Regions from separate parts of the Homo sapiens genome. Here region 2 is linked to region 1. Evidence: chromatin contacts called from ENCODE Hi-C or POLR2A ChIA-PET data. All regions are on one chromosome and are shown on one strand. The core of a region is the stretch at or near the end of the contact, and the rest is flanking DNA. Distances in the headings are between cores, read along the strand shown. Region 1 overlaps MAP2K6 (mitogen-activated protein kinase kinase 6). Region 2 has its middle 25 kb from the start of LINC01483.

The links. A loop is a pair of places that touch in the nucleus more often than their neighbours do. ChIA-PET counts read pairs that join two places held with the same protein, here RNA polymerase II (POLR2A). Pooled maps may share reads with other maps.
Region 2: a map of gastrocnemius medialis shows a loop between it and region 1 (2.4-fold over the local background). The contact joins two enhancer-like sites. A Hi-C loop is called at or near these places in 8 of 168 maps with a recorded cell type or tissue (Caco-2, HCT116, IMR-90 and 5 more) and 15 of 50 pooled maps. POLR2A ChIA-PET finds 5 or more read pairs at or near these places in 6 of 52 experiments (GM12878, HEK293T, OCI-LY7 and 3 more).

Annotation. Positions count from the first base shown.
Region 1 is chr17:69,524,669-69,527,479 of GRCh38, forward strand. MAP2K6 (mitogen-activated protein kinase kinase 6) reads left to right here. Exons shown (of 12, transcript NM_002758.4): 9 at 233-310; 10 at 1,902-2,041. Among named protein-coding and RNA genes, the nearest start is that of MAP2K6-AS1, 41 kb to the left of the region's middle. Within about 2 kb of position 1,348, at least 2 of the 41 ENCODE cell types and tissues checked have a DNase peak (open chromatin) inside an H3K27ac peak, as active enhancers do; they include gastrocnemius medialis, where a contact is called at or near this core.
Region 2 is chr17:69,567,796-69,570,606 of GRCh38, forward strand. No RefSeq gene overlaps it. Among named protein-coding and RNA genes, the nearest start is that of LINC01483, 25 kb to the right of the region's middle. RefSeq lists an enhancer at 1,301-1,802. Within about 2 kb of position 1,441, at least 10 of the 41 ENCODE cell types and tissues checked have a DNase peak (open chromatin) inside an H3K27ac peak, as active enhancers do; they include gastrocnemius medialis, where a contact is called at or near this core.

The sequences.
Region 1 (2,811 bases), core at 98-2,597:
GGAACTTGATCCATTACTGTGTCCAAGAAAAGACAAACACAGAAGAAGGGAAACCCCACGGAGGCATTGATATTTGTTGTAGTTAACCGGGTCTTCTTGGCCTTGGTGGCATGTTAACAGCTTATAACAACTCACTTGGCAGCTGGTGCTACCCCCATCCCCAGAGACTATTGAGCTAAGAACGTTATCTCAATTGTCTTCCCAGTTTCTCAGTTGTCTGTCTTCTTTCCAGCCTGAAAGAATAAACCCAGAGCTCAACCAGAAGGGATACAGTGTGAAGTCTGACATTTGGAGTCTGGGCATCACGATGGTAGTGTATGCCAATCATCATGAACTATGAGGTTGTGGGTAATGAAACTAGAATGAGGTGGACGTTGGGTTCAAGAAACAAATGCCCTAAATGCTGGTTTGGGGCGCCCTCTCCTGCTGAGCTGGTAGGAGATTTTGAGTAATAATTGTTTGTATTGTGGTACAATAAAAACACTGATATGGGATTGGGGAAACCAATCTTTCTCTTGATTCCACCTCTGACGAGCTGTATGCCTTTTTGAGTAATTGTTACAGTCACATGGACTATCTTCCTATCCTCCTCTGTAAAACGAGAGGATCTGACCAGATTCCTTATAGTTTAAAATTAAATTATTCGAGCCAAGGCAAGAAGCTTAAGCTGTGCAAAGAATGCTAATGTGCGTGAACCCTGATAGGGCCGTGTTATCCAGGACATAGACTATGCTTCCCAGGATATTTTTATTGGAGAAGTAGAAGTCAAAGTCTGATCAGGTCAGTGTATTAGTTCGTTTTCACACTGCTGATAAAAGCATCCCCAAGACTGAGTAATTTAAAAGAAAAAGAGGTTTAATGGACTCACAGTTCCATGCAGCTGGGGAGGCCTCACGATCATGGCGGAAGGTGAAAGGCACATCTTATATGGCGGCAGACAAGAGAGAATGAGATGAGACAGCCAAGTGAAAAGGGAGATGCTTCATAAAACCATCAGATCTCGTGAGACTTTTTCACTACCATGAGAACCATAGAACAGTATGGGGGAACCACCCCCATGATTCAATTGTTTCCCACTGGGTCCCTCCCACAACATGTAGGAATTATGGGAGCTACAATTCAAGATGAGATTTGGGTGGGGACACAGCCCAACCGTATCAGTCAGGTATATCCTCAATACATGATAACCAATAGGATGATTTCCTTAGACACAGCCCTAAAGTTATATGATTTATTCATAACTTATTCATAACTTTGGTGATTGTAAATTTCATAACTTTGGTGGTCATACATTTTCAGTGGATCACCAAGGTCTGGAATTATCCACTGTGGTCCTGGCTCCTCCCCAGGCACAGCAGCTGAATAAATCCCATGAGTTATTTCTCCTGCCTGCCCAGAAAGCACATGATCCTGTAATGCAAAGTGGCCTTTTCTCAAGTCCAAAAAAAGATCTGTCATTTGGTTCTAGGTTGCTTTTTCTCCCTGTCATTTCACCAAGGGACCTGAAGGTGGCAGTAGATGCTCGGCTCTGGAAAGATCTTAGGCTGGGAATTACTTGTCAGACCAAACGTTTGAAATCCTCGTAGCTTTACATCCTGAAGTTTAATACGGTTGGCTTACAATTTTTATGAAGTGCCACAGTGGGTTTTAGTGAGGGTCCCCATTTTAGATAGGCTTAAGTGGCTGTGTCTAGTAAGTAATATTTAAAAATCCCTAGCACTAGGAATTTGGGGAAAATTGCTAGAGAACAAATTATTAGTTTATTTCCTGCCCCCCTACCCCTGGACTTATACTTGAACTTTGCCTTGTGTTTCCTGCTGTCTATCCACAAATGAAACGTGGGTGATTCCCTAAAGCAGCCCTGTTGAAACTGTTGTCTCCTTTTTTCTTCTTTTCTCCAGATTGAGTTGGCCATCCTTCGATTTCCCTATGATTCATGGGGAACTCCATTTCAGCAGCTCAAACAGGTGGTAGAGGAGCCATCGCCACAACTCCCAGCAGACAAGTTCTCTGCAGAGTTTGTTGACTTTACCTCACAGTGGTAAGACAGCCTCACCTCCCAAGTGTCAGTGTGAAAGAAGAAGATGAGTTCTCATGAATTTCTTCCATCGGGGTTGAATCCATCATGCATACATTCATTCCGAAAGCATTTGTGGAGTATGCCCTCTCTGCTGGAGAAGCAAAGATGACCGTATCACACTCCCTGCCCTCACTGAGCCCAAAGTCAAGTAGAGAAGTCTCATAAATGAATAATTATAGTATAATGTGGCAAGTCCAGTGATAGAGATAGGGGCATAGGCGATTTAAGGAACTCAGAGGGAAGACCTCAGGATAGGCTTTTCTGGAGGAGATAAATCTGGAGCTGCGATCACGAGAGGAATTTTCCAGACAAAAGGGAAATAGGAAAGGAAACATATTCCAAACAGAAGGAACATCATTCACAATGTCACGAAAGCAAGAAACTCCTTTATGTGAGCTTTAAGCAATTTGATGTTGATTAAAGCATAAAGAGAAAGCTGATAGGACCCACTAGAGGCCTGGGGATAGGAAGTAGAGGCAAAGAATTACTTTCGGTGAGAAGATAGTGGGTAGTTTGAGAGTGTTTCTTAGGTCCCCAGAAGTCTTGTAGAACCTTGGTTGCTACTGAATACTTGCTAACTGTGGAGAAACTTGCCCACCATAAGAGACAATGCTGAAGTTCTGGGAAGGGAATCCAAAGGAAGTTGGGGTGGAAAGTGGGAGGGAGCCATACTCATGAGGTGAACTATATTTTCATGAAAACTGCCAGGGCAGTCAAGAAAAGCAAGAGGG
Region 2 (2,811 bases), core at 191-2,690, 43 kb after region 1:
TAGGTATATTACACTTGGTATATATAATATACTTCACATATACCTTATATAATAATTTATATTATGTGATACTATATTATAATGTATTAAATATATAATATACTATTTAATAATCATAATCATATATATTATTTAACATAATATATTAACATATGCTTAATATTTAATATATTAGACTAGTTATATAAATAATATATGATATAACTATATTACATATAGAATATATTATTTATATACTTCATATATAATATATAACGACATAAATATATAGATATATATTAATATATACTTCATATATAATGTATTATATGTGAGCTATTATATATAATATATAACAATATATAATATAGTAATAAACTTCGGAGAAAAGAAATATTCTACATTGTGGAAGTTTATATTATATATGATATATACTATATAAGATATATATTATATTATTATATAATATAATGCATATGAGGTATTATATAGACTTCATATATGTTATATATGAAGTATGTTAATATATAACACCTTAATAATTATACTTTATAACATTTTGGCTAATCCAAAGGCAATTTATTTCAAAACTTAGAGTTTACTAACTTAAGTGGAAGTGGAGGAGAGTAAATTTTGACAGAAAATGGAACAGCAAAAAGTTCTTTTCAAATGTTTGATTATTGTTTCATAGTATATAATTGTAGTTCCTTACAATATTAGTTTATCTGTTTCATATTTCTTGGAAAAAACCCTTTAATGTTAAGGCTCCTATGTAGGAATTCTTTGATGAGCGCGGAAAAGCTGGAGTGAAGGGGTTGATAAATGTTTAAATTAACAAACTTGATTTTAAACTATCCAATAAATATTTCTCTTAAAAAGTTAGGCATATTTTGATCAGTTTGGTTCCTGTTTTATTTTTTTCCTTTCTTGATCCGCTTCTCAGCTGTGGCTGCGATCTCTGGCATCTCCACAGCATTGATGAAAAAACCCTTTTAAAATGACTGTATCTTGTGTCTTGTGTGGTCTTCTCTCTTCTCTCTCAATTTAAAGTATTAAAATTGTTTAACATCTTTCTAGGAAGCAGGTAACACAATGGTAAGTTTACAATCTTCCTCCTGTCCCTTTGTATACAGGGGTCAATTTATGTTGGTAATATGGTGAATGATCAAGCTCCAATATTAAACTTTGGAGACAAGTAATATCCTACCTTGTGGAAGTTTGAATTAAAAGATCTCTTTCAAGTGCAGTTGAGAATTTAGCCATAACTCTATCATTCAGAGATAAATTAAAATTCAGTGTGCTAGTGTATGTGCATGTTTTACATCAAAGGCAATGGTACCAAGAATGCATACTTAACCTTCCGCCGTGAGGAGTTTGAATTGGAAAATTTTAATCCAGGTTATAAATCACTTGAGAGACATTTAAAATAGCCACAAGGGGGCAGCAAAACACACAGGATTCCCTGAATCCACTGACGCAGGAACATTTCGCTGTGTCTTACGAAGGCAAACGAAAGAACGAATTAAAGTACCTGGCGTTTGAGCCGTCTTCAAACACTGGCATTTCTAGTACCAATACAGTGAAGCCGGCAGGGGAGACGCTATACTTCCTAACTGAATAATATATGAGACACCAACTTTCTAAGTATTTCTTTTCTTTTTCTTCTTTTTTTTTTTTTTTGAGATGGAGTCTCGCTCCCTCACCCAGGCTGGAGTGCAGTGGCGCGATCTCAGCTCACTGCAAGCTCCGCCTCCCGGGTTCAAGCGATTCGCCTGCCTCAGCCTCCGGAGTAGCTGGGATTACGGGCACCCGCCATCACGCCTAGCTAATTTTTGTATTTTTAGTAGAGTCGTGGGGAGGGTTCACCATGTTGGTCAGGCTGCTCTCGAACTCCTGACCTCAGGTGATCCATCCGCCTCGGCCTCCCAAAGTGCTGGGATTACAGGCCTGAGCCACGTGCCCGGCCCCTTTCTAAGTATTTCTTATGAAGGGCTACTGTGATTTGCACCCAGGGAGGGCGAAAACCTGTCAGTGGCTCATGATACTTACCAGTGGAGCAGATTGTAAATTCCTCTTCCTCCTTCTCCTATAAAGATTTCTCTGTATTCCAGGGGCAAATAACAATAGGTAAAGTATCAGTTAGATTTAACTTTTAAAAATAAGAAACAGACCCTCTTGCAGAAGCAGTAAATACTTATGAATCACTTATCAATTATCAGGCACTGTTCCACAGGGAAGAGTCCAGGGTACTGGTCGAACCTGGATTTTATTGTCAGGCTTTCTTGGTGTGAAACTGTACAAGCTCGGGCAGATTTCTTCGCCTTTAGATGTCTTAGTTTCTTCACTTGTAAGATGAGGCTAATTCTATAGGTTGCTTTAAAGATTAAGTAAAATAATATATGCCAGCTCAGTGGCTGACATATGATAAGAATTGAATTAACAGTTATAAAATTACTATCATACATGAGTGGCATGTGGTATTACTCAGTATTGTTTCTTGGTAACTAAATGATTATATGTAATTTCATTTAATTCTTACAACTAGTGTGAGAGACCAGTTTTATTTCTCTCCATTTTTATAGGTGAGAAGTTGAGGTTCAAAAGGACTGATTGCCTAATATAAATAAAACGGAAAAGCTAGGATTTGAACCTATCGTTTTTCTGACTCCCAGACTCAGGTACTTTCAACCACACCTGTGTAGGTAGGCTACCATCATATTTTTCCCCCTCTTCCTGGTAACTCCTAAAGTCACCTGAAGTCACCTAATAGATCTTGGAATGAGTTAGAAGTTCCACTAGGCCAGCACAAGGCAGGATCGCATGAGTCTTCTC